Regions from separate parts of the Mus musculus genome. Here region 2 is linked to region 1. Evidence: chromatin loops called from intact Hi-C (ENCODE). Cell type or tissue: left cerebral cortex. All regions are shown on one strand. Each heading gives the region's core, and the rest is flanking DNA. Links, peaks and the distances in the headings are about the cores only.

The links. A loop is a pair of places that touch in the nucleus more often than their neighbours do. Peaks named below come from ENCODE experiments on the same cell type or tissue, not always from the same donor. Only the 100,000 strongest peaks of a DNase experiment are listed, where the experiment ranks them.
Region 2: a loop joins it to region 1, with 3 times the contacts of the local background. A loop is called at or near these places in 2 of 42 quality-filtered maps.

Annotation. Positions count from the first base shown.
Region 1 is chr6:108,869,186-108,880,177 of GRCm38, forward strand. No RefSeq gene overlaps it. Among named protein-coding and RNA genes, the nearest start is that of Gm6749, 6.1 kb to the right of the region's middle. In left cerebral cortex, for the core only: a CTCF peak has its summit at 6,335; DNase peaks (open chromatin) are centred at 6,338 and 6,956; H3K4me3 peaks cover 355 bases; H3K27ac peaks cover 433 bases.
Region 2 is chr6:108,946,985-108,957,976 of GRCm38, forward strand. No RefSeq gene overlaps it. Among named protein-coding and RNA genes, the nearest start is that of Gm6749, 72 kb to the left of the region's middle. In left cerebral cortex, for the core only: no CTCF peak of the experiment used is centred there; a DNase peak (open chromatin) is centred at 5,575.

The DNA of each region.
Region 1 (10,992 bases), core at 1,467-9,466:
GGCAGCAAGGAAGTTTACCTATTCAGTAACTAATTAACCATTACAATAGACAGAGCCAGTGGTTCAACTGGTCTGCAGAAAGAGCCAGGGAATCTCACTTAGATAAAAATCTTTAGTACAGGCTACATTGCATATCAAAAGCAAGTTGGTATACTCTCCTGACAAATGGAGATTCTCCAGATAAGTTAAGAATTTAGCAAGGCCTAGGAAATTAGGGGTTTGTGATATTGCATTATTCTTGAGGCCTGCCAAGAGCAGAACCCCCTGGTGCTAGCCTTCACAAGGTTCAAAGGTATTAACACTAAAGTGTGAAATTCTTGCCTGTCATTAAGCTGATCCTAGGCAGGACTGCTTTATCTTTATTGTAAACATTTACCTGGTTCCTGTAATTCCTTTTGAAGTCATTCCTTTGTTTTGTACCTGGTAACTTCAATGTACCTTGCCTGATGTGACTTCCAACCCCTTATATTCTCTGTACTATAAAAAGCTTGATGCTCGAACTGACAAATACATTCAAATTCTACACAACCTCTCCTGTGTGCATCTATCTGTCGTCTCATCCAACGCTTTGCCCACCTGCGACTAGAGACCCGTTCCACACAGACATAGGGACCCAGAGGGACTGTGGCAAGGAAGGAAGGAAGGAAGGAAGGAAGGAAGGAAGGAAGGAAGGAAGGAAGGAAGGAAGGAAGGAAGGAAGGAAGGAAGACGGACGTGAAGTTGGGGGAAGGTCAGCGTTAGGGTTAGGGTGTGGTGGGGTGGCCATGAACCTGGGAGGAACTAGGTGGGAGGAGTTGGAGGTGAATGTGCCCAAAATACACTGTATGCACATATAAAATTCTCAAAAGTGAATGAAAATATTGTATTTTTATTCTTTGAGAATTTCATACAGCATGTATTTACCAAATTCTTTTCCATTTCTCAACATTTCCCTACCCCATGGACTTTATGTTCTTCATATGCTCATCTGCCTTATGTGTCTGGAAAAAGGTGTTGCCTTGAAATAGTCTGCCACCTCTGGTTCTGCCTTGGTGTTCTATTGCTGTGAAGAGACACCATGACCAAGGCAATTCTTCTAAAACAACACATTTAATTTGGGGCTTGCTTACAGTTTCATAGACCTAGTCCCCATTATAATCATGGCAGGGAGCATGGCAGCATGCAGGCAGGCATGGTGCTGGAAAAGTACCTGAGAGCTTATATCCCATACCAAGACCACACACCTAATCCTTCCAAACTGTACTGGCTAGTTTTATGTCAGCTTGGCACAAACTAGAGTCATCAGAGAGGAGGGAGCCTCATGTGAGAAAATGGTATCTATAAGGCTGGGCGATTGGCAAGCTTTTATGGCATTTTCTTAATTAGTGATTGATGGGGGAAGGCCCCACCCATTTGGGGTTGTGCCATTCTTGGGAATTTGGTCATGACTTCTATAAGAAAGCACACTGAGGAAGCCATGGGGGGCAAGCCAGTAAATCATACCCTTCATGACCTCTGTATCAGCTCCTGCCTCCAGGTTCCTGCCCTCGCTGCTTTTGATGATGAGATAAATCCTTTCTTCTTCAAGTTGGGTTTGGTTGTTTTATCACAGCAATGGTAACTCTACCTGAGAACTATGCAAATATGTACTTATGGGAGGCAGTCTCATTCAAACCACCACAGACTCTTACACTCTTTCTGAGTATTCTTCTGTATAGATATCAGAGCCTTGAGGGGAGGGTTATGATGAAGATATCCCATTCCAGTTAGTTGTGTTAATGACCATTTGCAAGAAAGTTTCTCTGCTGAGGTTTGAGTCATGCACTGATCTGTGCAGATAGCACTGTGGCATTAGGAGACATTTTATTGCTATGTTCATTTAGCAGAAGAATAGTACTAGATTCAAATCCCGCCCCATCTTTCTGGGTAATTAGCCAAAGAGTTTCAGACACCCCTCAAGCACTGTAGGGTGTTGTCAGTACTACTAGTTATCCCTCACAATCCAACAGTAAGAGCCTATTGCAGAAGACCGTAGGCTTAGATTTTTCAAAATCTACTTTTAATAAGGGTTCTTAAATGCTTTAACCTCCCTTCTAGCTCACCACCCACCAGAGGTAGTGGGAAGGAAAAGGTTAATAGAGCAAAGGGGCATGTGAACCTGTTTAGAAATTGTTCTTTGGAGCAAACCTAATCTGTGTTGTCAGGATATCAGCTGTTGGGTTCACAGGAATCAGCAGTAGCAGCAGCTTGATCCACCCACAAACACCGTTCACAAATCAGCAACTGAAGCCAGAAGAAATCTTGAGGCTCTGCCAATCGGCCTGAGTCTGAGAAAGTGGCAAGAAGCCACAGCAACACCATTAGAAGTTATGACAAACCATGGCCAGCAAAGAATGGCAAGGTGAATCAATACCATACGGTGTCATCAGTGAAGATCAGTGTCAGCAAAGCCCAACGATGCCCAGCAGAGAATGGTAAGGCACACCCATACCAAACAGCTCCATTCCCTGCCTGTTGGGTTATACTTATAGCCTTTCCAAACATCATGTGTTCTCTCAAGCATATGTTCTAGCAATGTATCACGTGCATTATTCCCGAGCTGCTTCCAGAAAGACACTAACCACGTGTCTGCTCTCAGCAAAAACATCCTCTCATAAGACTGCTTCCAGAAGAAAACATCACATGACACAACCGAGTCTCCAAAGAAACCAGAATTTTCTACTTGAGAAGATACCACACACTTATGGCATAGACTATGGGGAACTCTAGCTGGTGCTCAACTAGAATCTCCACCCCCACTGGCTAGCCTTTACAGTGATGGAAGGTACTATACATGCTACAGAAGGAGAAATGTATTCTTCAGTTTCACTGAGCTATAAATCCTGATATAGGACATAAAACCATGCCAGGAAGTTTGATAAGGTAGAGAGGTTGAGATCCAGAGACTCAGTGGGCACACACCTGAGACTTAGGCGACACCCCGCTCCCTGCCTGATTCCTGGCCTGGAATACATGCTATGCTTCTCACATAAAGAAACAGGTCCTATAGTCATGTAGGCCCAAAACAGAGTTTTCCCATGCTAATGAGGTACCTAGAGGCCTGAAAGGCTTAGCCAATAAGATTCCATTCCCAGACATTCCTCTCTGCAAAAGGTATTTAATCTCAGCTCCACCCTGAGAAGTGGATATGGTACAGTATGCATCCATTTTCCACCATGAACAGCCAATAAATTGTTTAAAACCATAGAATGTCTCTTTCATCAAGATCCTTTGTGGGGAGCTGTGAAGAAGGCATTTGACTACAGAGCTGCAACTTAATTCTCCCATAGAAGGCCTCTTTGTGCTCCCAGCCTGTCACCAAGCAAAGGACAATCACTGCTGGGACAAGCTGGAGCTCCCCTTTCTCCTGCCCAGTCTAGATGCTGGCCCCAGCTCATGGGCTTCCCTCTCCCCCAACTCTGTTCTCAGCTCTTCCATGATTCCCAGTAGTATCTGGACGTCCAAGAGTCTGAGAACCCCACAGCCCGGCCTTGTCACACGCCTCGGGGAACCCCTGAACCAGCTCCAGCTTCCTGAATCTCAGACTGTGCTTTCCCACCCCCAGAGCGGTGTCTTGGTGCTTCCTACAATCTGGCACCATCCTAGGTGGTGGCGTGGAATAAATTCAGTCAAACTCCTTGCATTTGGTCTCCCCAAGAGGCAGTGCCCAGCAGACGTGGATCCACACCCTGAGAGCTCTAATACAATATGCCCACGATGCAATAGTAGCACAAATGTTATGGCAGTAACTGCCCTAAGTAAGGGCTTCTACTGATGTGACAAAACACCATGATCAAAAGATCCCGGGGGAGGAACGGACTTATTTCAGCTTACAACTATCAGGTCGCATTTCATCACTGGGAGGAGTCATGGCAGAAACTCAAGGCAGAAACCAGGAGACAAGAACTGAAGGACAGCCCATGGAGGAGTATTGCTGGTTTGATTGCTTCTTCTTCTTCTTCATCTTCTTTTCTTTTTTTTAAAATATTTATTTATTTATTTATTTATTTATCTATCTATCTAATGTATATGGGTACACTGTAGCTGTACTAATGGTTGTGAGCCATCATGTGGTTGCTGGGAATTTGAATTCAGGACCTCTGCTTGCCCCAGCCCTGTTCGCTCCAGCCTAAAGGTTTATTAATTATTACATCTAAGTAGCTGTCTTCAGACACACCAGAAGGGGGTGCCAGATCTCATTATGGATGTTTGTGAGCCACCATATAGTTAGTTGCTGGAATTTGAACTCAGGACCTTCAAAAGAACAGTCAATGTTCTTAACCCCTGAGCCATCTCTCCAGTCTGTTTGATTGCTTCTTCTGGCTTGTTCAGACTGCTTTCTTATACTACCTGGCCCACCTGCCTATGGTGTCAGCTCCTCCTGTGGTCTGACCCTCCACTTCATCAACCATTAATGCACTTATAGACTTGCCACAGGTAAATGCTATAAAGGCATTTTCTCAACTGAGAGTCCCTCTTCCCAAACAACTGTCGTTCCTGTCAAGTTGACATAAAATTAATCAACACAGTAACAAAACAATTTTTATGTTGGATTAAGGACCTGCTTCATGAGACTGAACCCATACCTGATATTATTATGAGGCTGAGAAACTGAAAATATCGTATTTCAGCAATAAAAATGAAAAGAATGTGGAGGCAGCTCTAAGCCTAGCATCCAGGCCCCCCACTTCCCGTCCACGACTTCTCTCAAACTGCTACACAAGCAAGGAACCCTGTCTGTCAGCAATCCTGGAGAAGGGTTGCTTCTATACACCCAGACTTCCTGTCTGTTGGAACAGCTTCATTTCTGCCTCACCCCACGTTCACAGGAGAACTGAATACACTTGAAGCCCTCCTTGCCCAGAACCTGTAAGTAAAACTTACATGCGTATGTCTTTATTTACAGTATATTGAATTTGTACTTATCATCTGAAGAACCAGGGTCCGACCTGGGTCAGGGTCTGGCTAACAGTTCTAGAGTGATTCTTTGGACTCAGACCATTGGCTGACACCATTGGAAGCCCCCGTGAGGACACTGGTTGTAGGCACCCGGAAGTCACCCTGGCAGAAGGGTCATCTTGTGAAATCTCTGTCCAGCTCCCATTCATTCGGCTTCCAGCTGATGGCTACCAGCGTTGGTTCTAAAGCCACTTTATCTACGGATTCTCAAAACAAGGTCTTTTTCCTTTTATTTCTTTCATCAGATGTGATTGATCATGGAGTAACACATAGAGGCCTTTTAAGGCAAATACTGGTGACAGTTTTGCACAGCTTGCATAGCAGTCTCTCTGTGTTAGGGACTGAAGATTTAGGCCCCTTCTTTCCCATTCCCCTGTTGAAATTCAGGCCTGAGTATGGGATTAGGATGTGGGGCCTTTGGGAGTTGATTAAATTAATGAAGGCAGAAGGATCCCTCATGATGGGATTCGTGTTTTCCTGAGGAAGAGTCACCTACATCTGCCGCTTTGTCATTTAAAAACGGGAAGCTGCCAAGATGCAAAGGGGAAACCACTCTCCCCAGAACCAGGCGATGCACTAGTCCAGGGGCTTGTAGCCTCCAGAACTGTGAGAAAATGAAGCTCGTCCCGTAAACTCCCAAGCTGATAATCTGTTTTGGCAGCTGGAGTTGTGAGTTGAAGACAGTGTGAATGCTAAATCTCATTAAGTGCATTTTAACACGCTAATGATATCTGCTTTCCCAAGTTGTGAAATATAAGTCAGAGATTTAGTTTGTTCTGGTGCAGTGCAAACAATGCCCACAACATCCATCAGGTTATGGGGCAGGGCACATGCACATCATCCCTTGGAGAAACTCACCAGGTATTTGTGATTCGTCCAACCCTGTTGGTTCTAGTGTACCCTTACTCTTTGCCTTCCGGGGCCACAAACAAAGAAGAACAGTTGCCAATAGGTTACTAGAACACTTCTGAGTGGGTCTCTGGGTAGAAAGGGTTTAATTTTTGTAGCTCCCTCATGAAAAGAGCTTTTAATGAAAATGTAGCTATTTGCTTCTACAGTGCCATCGGGACTTGCTGGATCACGGAATCTCAGAGTCTCTTGAACTTGCCTCAGACTGTTCCTGGGAATTAGAGAAGTGCTGTTCAGGGGGCCAGTGGGCAATAAGAAAACCAATAACAACATAGTTTTCATGGCCTCAAGAAAAGGCTTCTAAATATAACTGTAGGTTTTTAGGCCTCTACTTTTAAATGCTATCCAACTGTGGAAAAGGGTCATTTTCTCCCATGGCCTTAAAGACATCCTGTGTTTCAGTGTTAGGTTATAAATATAGTTGCAAATACTGTTCATTTCCACAAGAGACCACTATTGCTTTGCTTTTTCTAGTGGTGCCTGCGGAAAATAGAGTTAGAACAGCCCAGGAGGTGAAAAAAAAATAACTGTTCCCAAACCCCAAACAAACAAAAAACAAAACCAATCTAGTATTTTTAAATATAGCACAGACCCTGTCTCAGAAAAAAAAAAACAAGAAAAAAAACATAGTATAAAATATGATCTCATGGTCCTTTGGAAGCTTGTGTTAAAGTCCTGGTGTGTGTGCTGACTGCAATGAGGGGTGGTGGTCGTAATGAGAACATCACATCTGTGTGGGGGTCTTAGTTGTCGAGTCGCAGGTCTTAAATGTGTGTGACCTGGCTAATACAGTATCCTGTGCTCAGCATTTTCATTTTCCAGAGAGTAATCCTGAGGTGTAGGGAAGGGCCACACACTGCTTAGTTAGATGGCAATAGTTCAGCACCAGCAATAAGAATGGGAAAGGAGAAACGGAGACTCGTTCTCTGGAAAGCACACCAGGGTTTTCTCGGTGTTCAGGTGGGTGGTTTCCTTTTCGTTTGTGACATTGTTTTCAGCTGGACAAGGATATGAGACAAAGCTTAGAAGGCTGCCCCTGTCTCCACACGCAATCAAGAACAATGCCAGATTGGGAGGTTCCCCTCGGGGCTTTCTGAGCCTCTCTTTCTTGTCACCTATCACCACCAGCGGCTTCTCTACTTCCTAGACCCTCCTACTGCTTCCTGTCTGTTTTCAGTTTCCATGAGCTATATAAGCAGAAGACAGGAGCCGTCATCAACAGTTGTGGGACTGAAGCCAGACTCTTCTCCAAATTAGTATTCTTCCCAGGTCTCCTGATTTTCAGCCTGTCACATAGGTTTTGGGAGGTGGTTCAGTCAGTGATGTTCAGAGGCTTGGACGACAAAAGATGGATATGCTTAGCAAATCCTCCTCCCCCCTCCCCCTCCCCTCCCCCTCCCCTCCCCCTTCCCCTCCTCATCCTCCCCCTCCCCTCCCCCTCCCCTCCCCCTTCCCCTCCTCCCCCTCCTCCTCCTCCCTCTCCTCCTCCTCCCCCCTCCCCCTCCTCCTCCTCCTCCTCCCATCTACTCTCTTTTCAGCTACAGCTCGTAGTTCTGAGACTACATCAGAGTTCTCCTTTGTGATCTCTTTATGGCTTTGCTACTGGACAGTGGTCCTCAGACTTGAATATGAATCCCTGGGAGTGGCTGCTAAACCATTTCCGACAGCAGGAAATCAGACTCCACCTTTCAGAGGAGTCTGAAACACAGGATGTCTTTAAGGCCATGGGAGAAAATGACCTTTTTCCACAGTTGGATAGCATTTAAAAGTAGAAGCCTAAAAACCTACAGTTATATTTAGAAGCCTTTTCTTGAGGCCATGAAAACTTTGTTGTTATTGGTTTTCTTATTGCCCACTGGCCCCCTGAACAGCACTCCTTTCTCAGGTGGTCCAAGATCCCTCAGTGGATCACAGCACTGAGAGTTTGCTGGGAGACTATTGCCCTGTCTGGCCCTCAAATCCTTCGGGGACTGATTTAACAAGGATTGCAAAAGTGGCTACCTGCTTTCCATCCCTATGGACTCTGCTGTTCAGTAGCTGTTGCATTAGCATGGGAAAAACTGTAGAAAGAGGCAGTCTCCCCAGGAGAACTTGTTTCTTACAAATGTGGCTTCTGAAATAGCAGCCACACCACTTGGGAACTGGTCAGCTGTGCATATTTAAGGGCCACACTCCAAACATACTACACGTGAAACTCTTGGAGATCAGACCCTGGCCCCCCTGTGCAGTAAAGAGCTGGCTCGGTGAGTCCCAATAAAGATGCAGCTTTCCCAATGTGAGGGTCGGGGTCCCTTCCTCTGTACCAGGTGTGACATACCTTGAGATCTATTTGTTATGTCCCTGTTGTCTGCAGTTTCCATATCCCAGTTTTCAATTTCCTATGGTCAATTGAAGACCAAAAATACTAAATGGAAAATTCTAAAAATAAGCAAGTAGTAAGTTTTATGTTTATTATAGAACGTTGTTGTGATTGTCTTGTTTTTACTATCACTGCTAATTTCTTCTAACTTTTCCTAATTTAGAAGATAAACTATCATAGGTATCAATAGGAAGATAAGAGCATATATGGGGATCAGTAGTACCGTCTACGATTTAAGGCACTCCTGGGGGGTTTGGAACCCATCCTTTGTGATAAAGGGGAATTTCCAGCCTTAAGCTTACAGGAGCAAGGATGGGAGCTGTTCCCCGCTCTCCTGTGTGTGTGGACAGTGAGCATCTATTAAGCATCTATTAGGTGTACTCATAAATGGTTATTTATTTATTTTACTCTCTAATGTTATCTTGTTGCCTAGCCTATGTGTTATTAATAGGTGAAAGGTAGTTTGCTACTTCAGACTCAGTTATTCAACAAATACTAAGTACTATTATGTACCAGGTATTCCTAACACAAGTGGGAATATGGTGATGTAATTATGCCTTTGTATAAACAAACAAACAAGCAAACACTACACCTTAGTTACTTCCTTCTTTCTTTCTTTCTTTCTTTCTTTCTTTCTTTCTTTCTTTCTTTCTTTCTTTCTTTCTTTCTTTCTCTTCCTTCCTTCCTTCCTTCCTTCCTTCCTTCCTTCCTTCCTCCCTCCCTCCCTCCCTCCCTCCCTCCCTCTCTCTCTCTCTCTCTCTCTCTCTCTCTTTCTTTCTCTCTTTTTTCCAAGACAGGGTTTCTCTGTATGGCCCTGGTTGTCGTGGAACTCACTTTGTAGACCAGGCTGGCCTCGAACTCAGAAATCCACCTGCCTCTGCCTCCCGAGTGCTGGGATTAAAGGCGTGCGCCACCAAGCCCGGCTCCTTAGTTACTTTTTTATTGCTATCAAAAACCACCATGACCAAGACAACTTATAAAAGAAAGTACTTAGTTTGAGGGCTCATAGTTCAGGGGATCAGAGTCCATGACCATTGGTGGGAAACATGACAGCAGGTAGGCAGGCATAGTGTTGGAGCAGTAAGTTAGAGCTTACACACTGAGACAACAACCAGAAGGTAGAGAGAGTCTGAGTTAACTGGGGATAACATGTGCTTTTAAAACTTCAAATTCCACCTCTAGTGACACACCGTCTTCAACAAGGCCACATCTTCTAATCTTTCCCAAACATTCCTACTGAGGACCAAATATTCAAGTATATGAGCCTACGGAGGCCATTCTTATTTAAATTACTACACAGTATAATAGCAAACAATAGCCAGAGCTTTGAGGCGGAAATAGGGGCTGAGGATAGTTATTTGGGTGAAGAGGCAGCTACCTGTATTTTCTTGAGTAGCAGAATGGCTGCTTCCGTATTTGTTTTAATCCTTGCACTGGGAAGACCATGTAAAAGAAACTTTGATTCTGTTGGAACTGTCATCTCTGAGGCTTACTGACCTCATCTGCTAATCTCAGCCTAGTCCCGGAAGCTTCTAGCCTCCTCTCTACAATCTTATCTAGGCCTAGAATGTTTTCAGCCTCCAATTTATAAATACATTTACCCTTTCTTATCCTTTCAGAGCTCTGACTGGCTGGTTAAACTCAGCTGTCCTGGCTCAAACTCCTCTTCAAGCTGACTGATTCAATCCATCTTCTTTCTTGGGCTCTGACCGAATTGTTCTGCTTGGCCTCAAACTAACTCTGGCAATCTGTTCTAACTTATCGTCTTCTCATTCTCTGGCTCATTCTTCCTTTACCCGTGTCTAGCTTGCTTTCTCTCCAACCTATCTCGCTAAAACTCTCCCAGGAATCTGCCTTCTCTCCTTTCTCTCTCTTTGCACTGCTCTCCTAAGCAGCTTCCCTTTCCTCTCTCTTCTCATGAGAATCGGACGCATCCTATTCTGTCAGATCTTTGATTTGTCACTTTGTGTGCCCTTCAGTCAGACATTACTTTGAAACATGGGTGTTTCCTTCTGCAACCTAGCTTTACCTTTCCTGTTTGGGATTAAGGTGTGTACTAAGTCCGTGTCTGAAGTCCAGCCAGAGGGATTAGAGATGAGTGCTAAGGCTGAGCCACACCACTACTATAAGCAGGGTTTCCCAGTAAACAACAGTCTCATGGTTCACAGTGTGATCAAATATCCTGCAACAAGAACACCTTGGTTTTCACCCTGTGTCTTTCAGTCCCCAAAGTTCCATCTTCCTTATCCACTGTTTTGGGAGCAGGAACAGGACCAAGATCTGTGAAATCAAAGCATCTATCACTTTAGCTCCAGCAACGGGCACAAGCTATGTAAGGGGAATTCAGCTGGGCGCTTTTCCTAGATGATACTGGGAAGACAAAAAGAAGATCCTAGCAGCACTTGATGGAGTTATCAGGATGTGGGGATTTAATCTTGAGGTTTCTAGGGACCACTGGGAGATACCAGATTTCCCAAGTTGCAAAATATACTCAGTGTGCAGTGGAGAGAAGGGAGGGGCCTGGACCACATCATTTGAATGGCTAGATCCTCAAGCCAATACTTCTAGACATTTCAGTTTTATCAGTAGCTATATTGCACTTATGTTGGTACCGGTTTTTGTCCCTTCGAGCACAAGGACTCGAAATATTAAACCTAGTGAACACACATTTATTACCCATTTCTGCTACTTTTTGGCTGAGCCAATTAGATTCTTTGTGACAAGGGTAGGTTGAGGGGGTTCATGCA
Region 2 (10,992 bases), core at 1,175-9,174, 78 kb after region 1:
AAAAATATAAATGTACAATTATCTTAGATTTGTGATAGATGCTTGGATGGGGACTCCAATACTCTTGATCAAACTTATTTCCTTTTATCTCAAACAATGGTGCTTTAGAAAAATTATAGGAATATCATGTGTGTGTGTTCCTACTGTTACTCCATCACATATGACATGGTGTTGCATGCCATCTTTATTTAGGTTTCAAACTTCCAGGTCAGTATTCCTTTTTTATTGCAGATAAAATGGAACCAGAGCTGAGATCTGTGCTTGAACTTGCTCAGGTCACAGAGCAAGTAAAGAATATTCAGTCACTCTCCAAAACTAACACTCTATTGCTCAAATTTCAACCACGAATGTATTCATTAGGATTATTGTTGAACTGAGCCTGTAGGCTCATATCTGTAATTCCAGTAGTTGAAAGACTAAGAGTATTGCCATGAGTTTCATGCCAGTGTGAGATACATAGTGGTTCCAGAATAGTTTGGGCTACTCCTTTTCAAAAAATAAAACTAAAATTGTACCCAACTTTTTAATTCTCTTTTGAGACTCTATAATATTAATAGAAGTGTTTTGTATTTAAAGCTGAGTTTAAGTTAAACCAAAGGCTCCAGGCTAAAACATAACTAAAAAAGATTGTTTAGTCTTTAGCTTATAGTGGAATGATAAAATTGTTTTACTTATAGTAATATGAAAACAATATCTATTGAGTAGAAAGTATACATGAACATTTGGGCTTTTGTCTTCTCCTATGCTTATGACATGCTATTAAATATTCTCTTTGATGCTCTGGACTGAGACTGAATTTCTCCAAGTCAATCATATGATCACCAGGAGACTAACTGACTCAATTGTTCTACTGTATATGAGTTTACAAAATTATGGTTTTACTAGGTTATTAAATGCATTTAAACTTGTGGAATTTTCAGTGTATAAAGTGCTTGTAGGTATAATCCAATTCTAAGTTGAGGACACATTTAGTCACATTTAATTGCATAGAAAACATTTTGGTTAACCTGTATCAACTGTACAAATTAGTAGGATTCTGTGGGATATTTTAATATCTGTGCACTAATGACATTCATACCCCCCTCCCATTTATCTGTCTTTTTACGACCATTCCCAACATCTTGCACTTACTAGTCTATGTTTAGGTCAATATTTTTTCTTTTATGCTTTTCATATGAAAAAGAAAGTGGTACCTGTCTTTCTGTGCCTTGATAATTTCACTTAGCATAAGCGCTTCTCTTCCATTCTGTGTAGGACAGGATTTCATTCCTCTCTATGGCTTAATTATAACCACAAATTGTATATGTGTGCCTGCCATGTTTTCTTTGTGCATTTATCTGTTGATGGGCATCTAAACTTATATCATATCTTAGCTTTAATGAGCAGCCCTGCAGTAAATACAGGCACTCAGGTCTATCCTTAACACGCTGAGTTTATTTCCTGTGGACATGTACATGTATTCAGAAGTAGAATAACTCGTTCATATGGTAGTTTTATTTTTAGTCTTTGTAAGAGCCTCCAGATTGTTTTACATACTGATTGTAGCAATTATCCTCATTCTCACAAACAGTGTACGAGACTTCCCTTTAATCATTTTATCACTGTTATTATTATTATTCTGATAATAGCCATTTTAACTATGTGAGGTGATATGTCATGGTTGCTAAGGTTTGCATTTCTCTGGTGGCTGGTGCTATTAAGCATGCTTCATATATTTATTGGTCATTTATATTTTTGCTGTTGACTAGGTTTTTTTTTTTTTGAGAAATGGTATTGGGGAATATATTGAAATTGGCATTCAAAATGAATTCCAGCAAAATAACAAGGTAAGGGCAATGCTAGCTTTTGCTTGTTATGAAGGTCTCTGTTTACTTTTCTGCCCCAGAGGGGAAAACTGAGTAAATCATTTTATGGAGCCGGGAATGGAGATAGCTGGCTCCTCTCAATATGTCCTAGATCTACACAGCAAGGGTTTCCTTTTGATGATCAGTTCAAGCTGCTTCGTAAAGGGGAGTAGGCTCCAGTACCAGGGAGCAGCTGAGATGGCTCTCTGGAGTCCTTGATACTAAGCTGTGTTTAGGTCACAATCAATGTGCAGAGACTGGAGCTGAAGGGAATGTCAAAGAATAAGAAAAGGTATCAACTTTTCTTCTCAGAGCATTGACTTTAGCACTGTTCTATAAATAATGACTTAACATGTGTTTCATCAAAATTTGATGCATGTATACACTTGAAAACTCACACACATATATATGTAAATATATGTATGTTTAAGTTCATTGAGTTGGTTGGTTTAGTGGAGAGCTGCCATTATCAGAAATAAGAGTTAAGCTTTGATGTATCTGAAGTAGATTATTGCTGTTTCATAAATAAATGCCTAAATTGTAGCATTGCTCATAAAGATAGAATCTAAGTCAGGAGCTCAAACTGAAGACTCTTAGGAGAGAACTTGAACTCTGAGTGGCAATGGCCTGTGAGGGAGGTGGGATGCTCTTTGTCCTTTTGTTGCTTTGAACCCACTGCTGTCCTTCAAATGTTCCTCCTTGATCCCAGTAATACAAGGATGCTTGGTTTATTTGCCAATCTTATAACTTCTGTGCTTATTTTTCTTCATTCTTTATTATTCTTTACCATTCTTAACACAGTGCATGAAGCAAGCAGATTTTCATAATGTTTTGGTTGCAAAGACACAAGCAAGGCTTTAAAAAAATTAGTGATTGAAAATCTTAATGTGATTTGGATCAAAGTCTCTATGTAACCTTCACTGGATCTCAGTTCCCATCAATTCTGACTGCTTGTTGCTGTTGGGAGTCAGAATGGTGCAGCCACTGTGGAATTCGGTGTAGAGGTTCCTTACACGTCCAGCCATATGACTCCTAGGCATATACCCAAAGGAGTGTCTATCCTACCTACCACAAAGATGCTTGTCCATCGGTGTTCATTGGTGCTCTGTTCGTATTAGACAGGAAATGGAAACGCTCTCAAATTCTATCACCTGAAAAATGTATAATGAACAATGGAATATTATTCAGCCATTAAAAACATAAAGTTATAAAATTTACAGGTCAATGCATGGAGCTGGAAACAGTCACTCTGAGTGATATAACCCAGACCCCATAATACAAACATCAAGTTTCTACTCTTATTTGTGGATGTTAAAGTTGGAATCTGTAGCTAACCTCCATAGAGGTTGACGGCTTACTAATTCCTAAGTATCTACTTTGGAGATCACAGTATTTTAGGATGGATTTTTTTTTTTTATTCCAAACATATCCCATGGTCCACAAACCCTGCAGCCATAGTGTGAATACTCATGCTCAAATAGCCTAAACCATGTCAATAATTTAAGGGCACCATGGCTGCTGAGTGACTTCTCCAGTGGATTTCCTGTGTTGGTATTATACTGTTTTGTTTCTAAGCCTGGTGACCTGTTGTTGGCCAGTTGAAAGTTGGAAGCAGTCCCCTAGAGGGGCTAGGGGCATTACCAAGGCTGATGCTCTGTGTGAGATTAGGGTGGCAGAGTAGAAACCCAGTTTTAAAATTAAGGCTGCCATGCGTCACTGGAGTGGGTTCAGTAGTGAAAAGTTCTTCCTGCTGAATCTTGTGGTGTGCAGAATTAGACATTGAAAACTTCCCTGTCAACAAAACGTCAGGTTTCACATCTGGGGTACAGCCTGATCATTATGGAGATGGGTGAGTGATGTCATCTGTGATGCAAGGACAGATGCTGATTGCCCCACAGAAGAGAATGTGGGCTTATGGGATGTTAGCTTGATACCATTTCAGAGCCTTTGGTGAGTTCTGGGATTTGGAGTTCTAGGAGTGAGTGGGTGAATTGTTTTTGTTGAGGGTCGTCAGAATCACTCTTAGGTTTTCTGATTTGTAAGGGGGACTCAATGGACTGAGCACAAAGTTGTACAATCAAGATTAACTGCAGTGCAAAAGACAAAGAACAATCTGTGAAAGCACAGGCTCATGGGACCAGGTCTAGAGGAGATCAGGGAGAATTTTCCAAAGAGCCTGTCAGGTAGTGCATGCTCTGCTCTTCTGTGTGAAGTGTTGTCTCCGAACAGAAGTCCTGGAAAGACTCAGTGACCAAAGTTTTTACTTTCCTTTTTCTCCAGGAGGGGTGGGCTATGGAACATATCAACATTCCCGCACAAGGAAAGCATGAAGCACACTGATGTATAGGTGGTTTATGTGGAGCGATAATGAACCAGTTTTGTCATGGTGGGAACCCTTATTTAATCTGAACTCTAAGTTTTGCAAGTAGATCTCATGAAGACAGATTTGGAATTGCTGAAGGTAGAGCTCCTTCCACACAGCTGCCTACATCCCAATCAAAAAGAGATGTTGAGGCTGGGGAGAGGGCTCAGTTGATAAAGTCCTTACTGTGTGTGCATGAGGACTTGAGTTGGTTGTCTAATATACATGGAACACCTGTGTTCTCAGTGCTTGAGAGGCAGAAACAAACTGTGTGCAAAAAACAAGATAGATAAAGGTAAGAAATGAATTAGGAAGACACCTGACACAAACCGCTGGTATTTACTCAGGTGCCTATGTACACATACACATGTGCCACACATGAAAACACACACACACACACACACACACACACACACACACACACACACTCACACCACTGTAATGCCACTCCTCGCAGTAAAGGGAGAACCTAGCCGAAGAGAAGCTTCTAATTTTGTGGGTTTGCAAATAATGAATTGAGGTTAATTCTGCAGCAGACTTCATGGTGGGGTGAGAAAGTAGAAATCACAGGATTGGTGGATCGGATTACATGTCTTACGTGTCTTCATGGAGTACTATGGCAGTTTTATCAGCATTTTTGATTCCTTTCCAGGTAAGACTGCTACCAATTGTAGAGGTTTTTTTTTTTTTTTTTTTTTTTTTTAATTTAACTTCATTAGTGTGAAGCCCACTGAGTCTGGCCACTGTCTTGTTTTCAAGTTCCCTCAAAGTACTCTGCCCTGAGCTTTATTCTCTACTCTCAAATTCAAGAGGTGTGATTCATATCAGGTTCAGTTTTAAAACCTTTAAGAGTTACACATGGTATACAGTAAGTGTCCCATAAATGTTTACTCAGCCCCTTACAAGACTTGGCATTTAGCAACTATAGGGTCATTCTTTTTTTTTTTTTAAATATATTTTATTAGGTATTTTCCTCATTTACATTTTCAATGTTATCCCAAAAGTCCCCCATACCCTCCCCCCACTCCCCTACCCACCCATTCCCCTACCCACCCACTCCCACTTTTTGGCCCTGGCATTCCCTGTACTGGGGCATATAAAGTTTGCAAGTCCAATGGGCCTCTCTTTCCAGTGATGACCAACTAGGCCATCTTTTGATACATATGCAGCTAGAGTCAAGAGCTCCGGGGTACTGGTTAGTTCATAATGTTGTTCCACCTATAGGGTTGCAGATCCTATAGGGTCATTCTTAAAGACAGTGTTCATCTTAAAGCCTGTACCAAAGACCCAGATTTTACTAATTTAAGACCGCACAGGAGGGGAAACTCCCAGCTGAGGTTGACACAAAAAATGTAAGCAAGTGAAGTTAAAAATAAAGGCAGTGTGGGATTCCTCATTTCAGACAGGCTGTGACAGCGCCAAGTGTCATGCCGTTCTGAGTGTTGAGGGAGGAATATATTTAGATGGTTAACAAGGGGAGGGGGATTCTATCACTGCTTGAAAAGCCGAGACACCAAATGGAATAAAAATTTCCTTGACAGGAAGGAGCACGATATTGTGCTCCCCTCTCTGCCCCCAAAGTCCCTGAGCGATATAACACACTTTCATAACTCCCAAGTACAATCTAGGTCACCTGTCCCTGAAATAGTGGAATCTAGTGAACAGGGCACACAGTATCTAACCCCAAACCTAGAGTAACTGTTAGGAATGCTTCATCCTCGACATTTCTTATTTCATAACAAAGTCATCACCATAGGGCATCAACCATGGAACTAACCTGTGCATCAATAGTTTTCTCAAACCTTTTGGCTGAAGAAACTTCACTTGCAGAAGTACAGGATACAGGCAGAGAAAGTGGGCCTGCTGTGGTGGAAGTGGCTGAGCTAATTGTTTGTCTTCTGTCCACTGGCCCCAAATTACAGTACTGTGGAACCCCCTGGAGATAGGAAATATAGGAAATAGCAGGACTGCTGTGTGTAGGTTGTGTACATACTTATGTGAAAATATGCCTCAGAGCAGAGCTAGAAAGAAATCATTAGAGAAATATAAGCTCTTTGTAGATGAGAAAGTTGAAGCATAAGGTGATCAGTGCAGTATCCATAGGCTACTTGCAGAGGCAGGGTTTGAACTCATGAACAATGACTGTTCATTTTTCTTTCTTTCTTTTTTTTTTGGAGACAAGGTCTCATTTAGCACAGGCTGGTCTGGGACTCACTGTTTGGCCAAGGATGACTTTAAGCTTTTGATCCTCCTGCCTCTACCCCTGGAGGGCTAAGATTGTAGGCCTGTGCCACCATGCCTACTTTATGTAGTACTCAAGATCAAACCCAGGGCCTCATGCATGCTAGGCAAGAACTCTACCAAGAAAGCTACATCCCCAGTCCAGTGACTTTCAATTTCCAGGTATTACAGAGACTTTCTAATCTCTAGGCTCCTTTTAACCCATCCATGATAAAAATAACCCCAGGGCTGCAACCAAGGGCCAGGGAATAATGCATGTATACTTCAGAGAAGAAACAAAAGTAGAAGTGTCTTTGCAGTCAAGGAATGTTTTCAAAAGTGTCAGCTTGAGGATACAAGTAGGTCATCTACCATCCTTCTTTTAATTCCTGATGGGGGAAGCAAAGCTGAGGCACTACTGGTATTGGAGACTTCCCAGCAAGGAATTCAGGTAATAAACGACATTGAGTTTGTGCTAGTTTTCTCATAACCATGACAACATATCTGACAGTAACAATTTATGGGAAGAAAGGGTTTTGGCTTACAGTTTCAGTAAGATTTCAGTCCACCATGCAGTTGAAATCTTGTAGCAGCATGAGCCAAGGAAGCGAAGAGCTCAGGGCCAGCATGAGGTGTATACAAACCTTCAAAGGCTTGCTTCTAGCCAGGACTGCAACTTCCAAAGGCTCTACAACCTTCAAAGTTCGGGCTCTAAGCTGGGGGATCGAATGCTCAAAATAGGAGCCTCTGGGGACATTTTAGATTCTAGGCAAAGGTTGAACTTGACAAGCTGCGACTGCAGCCAGTTTTTGCAGTAGCTCATGATTGATAGCTTCCACCAATCACCAAGAGCAGCATTAGGTATTCTTCCTGCTTCCTGCTTCTTCCTGCCTCACCTGTGTGTAGGGCCAAAAGAGTAGATTTTTACCTCCAAATTTATATGTGAAAATCTTAACATGTGAGTTATTTAACATCTAGCGCTACTGAAAATGATTAGAGTTGGAGTTTGGCCTTTAAAGAGGTCACTAGAATAAATGGACTCGTATTGGTGATACTTGTTACCCTAAGAAGAGATTAGGGTACAGAAAGGTCCAGAAGAAAAAGCACACAAAGAGGAAACACAGCTATCTGTAGCCAGGGAGAGACCTCAGAACAAGCTAATCAAGGTCTACCGGCCTTCAGTTAGAACTTAGTACTAGGCCCGGCCTGAGAGGTTTGTGGCACAGGCGCCGGCGGGAGCCTTCTTGGCTCTGGGACTCCGCGGAGGGCAGGCTGCACGGGTGACCGTGTGGAATACAGAGTGCCAGCCGTTTTCTGGGACGGGCGAGAGTCGCAGAGCTTCTGGGCGGCGCCATCTTCAGCTCCAGATAGCCGGCCACCTTCCTGGTGAGAGCACGGGGGTCTGCCAGGCCTGAGAGGTTTGTGGCACAGGCGCCGGCGGGAGCCTTCTTGGCTCCGGGACTCCGCGGAGGGCAGGCTGCACGGGTGACCGTGTGGAATACAGAGTGCCAGCCGTTTTCTGGGACGGGCGAGAGTCGCAGAGCTTCTGGGTGGCGCCATCTTCAGCTCCAGACAGCCGGCCACCTTCCTGGTGAGAGCACGGGGGTCTGCCCGGCCTGAGAGGTTTGTGGCACAGGCGCCAGCGGGAGCCTTCTTGGCTCCGGGACTCCGCGGAGGGCAGGCTGCACAGGTGACCTTGTGGAATACAGAGTGCCAGCCGTTTCTGGGACGGGCGAGAGTCGCAGAGCTTCTGGGAGGCGCCATCTTCAGCTCCAGACAACCAGCCACCTTCCCGGCAAGAGCCACAGAGCTTCTGAGGCAGCGCCATCCTCAGCTCCAGACGGCCGGCCTCCTTCCGGACAAGAGCCACAGAGCTTCTCAGGCGGCGACATCTTCGACTCCAGACAACTGGCCACCTTCCTGGCCAAAGCAACACAGCTTCTGGGAAAGATCCTGTTTTGGGCCTTCACCTTCAGCCAGGAGGAGGTCCAAACACCAGATAACTGTACACCTTCCCTGAAAGAGGAGAGCTTGCCTACAGAGACTGCTCTGACCACTGAAACTCAGAGAAGAGAGCTTGTCTCCCACGCCTGCTGATAGAGGGTAACAAAATCAACAGAGGAACAATCTCTTAACAAAGACAACTATAACAACTAACTCCAGAGATTGCCAGATGGCGAAAGGTAAACGTAAGAATCCTACTAACAGAAGCCAGGACCACTCACCATCATCAGAACCCAGAACGCCCACTTCGCCCAACCCAGGACACCCTAACACACCTGAAAAGGTAGACCTGGATTTAAAAGCATATCTCATGATGATGGTAGAGGACATAAAGAAGGAATTCAATAACTCACTTAAAGAAATACAGGAGAACACTGCTAAAGAGTTACAAGTCCTTAAAGAAAAACAGGAAAACACTGCTAAAGAGTTACAAGTCCTTAAAGAAAAACAGGAAAACACAACCAAACAGGTAGAAGTCCTTATAGAAAAACAGGAAAACACATCCAAACAGGTGATGGAAATGAACAAAACCATACTAGACCTAAAAAGGGAAGTAGACACAATAAAGAAAACCCAAAGTGAGGCGACGCTGGAGATAGAAACCCTAGGAAAGAAATCTGGAACCATAGATGCCAGCATCAGCAACAGAATACAAGAGATGGAAGAGAGAATCTCAGGTGCAGAAGACTCCATAGAGAACATCGGCACAACAATCAAAGAAAATGGAAAATGCAAAAAGATCCTAACTCAAAACATCCAGGAAATCCAGGACACAATGAGAAGACCAAACCTACGGATAATAGGAGTGGATGAGAATGAAGATTTTCAACTCAAAGGACCAGCAAACATCTTCAACAAAATTATTGAAGAAAACTTCCCAAATCTAAAGAAAGAGATGCCCATGAACATACAAGAATCCTACAGAACTCCAAATAGACTGGACCAGAAAAGAAATTCCTCCCGACACATAATAATCAGAACACCAAATGCACTAAATAAAGATAGAATACTAAAAGCAGTAAGGGAAAAAGGTCAAGTAACATATAAAGGCAAGCCTATCAGAATTACACCAGATTTTTCATCAGAGACTATGAAAGCCAGAAGAGCCTGGACAGATGTTATACAGACACTAAGAGAACACAAATGCCAGCCCAGGCTACTATACCCAGCCAAACTCTCAATTACCATAGATGGAGAAACCAAAGTATTCCACGACAAAACTAAATTCACCCATTATCTCTCCACGAATCCAGCCCTTCAAAGGATAATAACAGAAAAAAACCAATACAAGGACGGGAACCACGCCCTAGAAAAAACAAGAAGATAATCCCTCAACAAACCTAAAAGAAGACAGCCACAAGAACAGAATGCCAACTTTAACAACAAAAATAACAGGAAGCAACAATTACCTTTCCTTAATATCTCTTAATATCAATGGACTCAATTCCCCAATAAAAAGACATAGACTAACAGACTGGCTACACAAACAGGACCCAACATTCTGCTGCTTACAGGAAACCCATCTCAGGGAAAAAGACAGACACTACCTCAGAGTGAAAGGCTGGAAAACAATTTTCCAAGCAAATGGTCTGAAGAAACAGGCTGGAGTAGCCATTCTAATATCGGATAAAATCGACTTCTAACCCAAAGTTATCAAAAAAGACAAGGAGGGACACTTCATACTCATCAAAGGTAAAATCCTCCAAGAGGAACTCTCAATTCTGAATATCTACGCTCCAAATGCAAGGGCAGCCACATTCATTAAAGACACTTTAGTAAAGCTCAAAGCACACATTGCACCTCACACAATAATAGTGGGAGACCTCAACACACCACTTTCATCAATGGACAGATCGTGGAAACAGAAACTAAACAGGGACACAGTGAAACTAACAGAAGTTATGAAACAAATGGACCTAACAGATATCTACAGAATATTTAATCCTAAAACAAAAGGATATACCTTCTTCTCAGCACCTCACCTGACCTTCTCAAAAATTGACCATATAATTGGTCACAAAATAGGCCTCAACAGATACAAAAATATTGAAATTGTCCCATGTATCCTATCAGACCACCATGGCCTAAGACTGATCTTCAATAACAACATTAAGAATGGAAAGCCAACATTCACGTGGAAACTGAACAACACTCTTCTCAATGATACCTTGGTCAAGGAAGGAATAAAGAAAGAAATTAAAGACTTTTTAGAGTTTAATGAAAATGAAGCCACAACGTACCCAAACCTTTGGGACACAATGAAAGCATTTCTAAGAGGGAAACTCATAGCTCTGAGTACCTCCAAGAAGAAACGGGAGAGAGCACATACTAGCAGCTTGACAACACATCTAAAAGCTCTAGAAAAAAAGGAAGCAAATTCACCCAAGAGGAGTAGACGGCAGGAAATAATCAAACTCAGGGGTGAAATTAACCAAGTGGAAACAAGAAGAACTATTCAAAGAATTAACCAAACGAGGAGTTGGTTCTTTGAGAAAATCAACAAGATAGATAAGCCCTTAGCTAGACTCACTAGAGGGCAAAGGGACAAAATCCTAATCAACA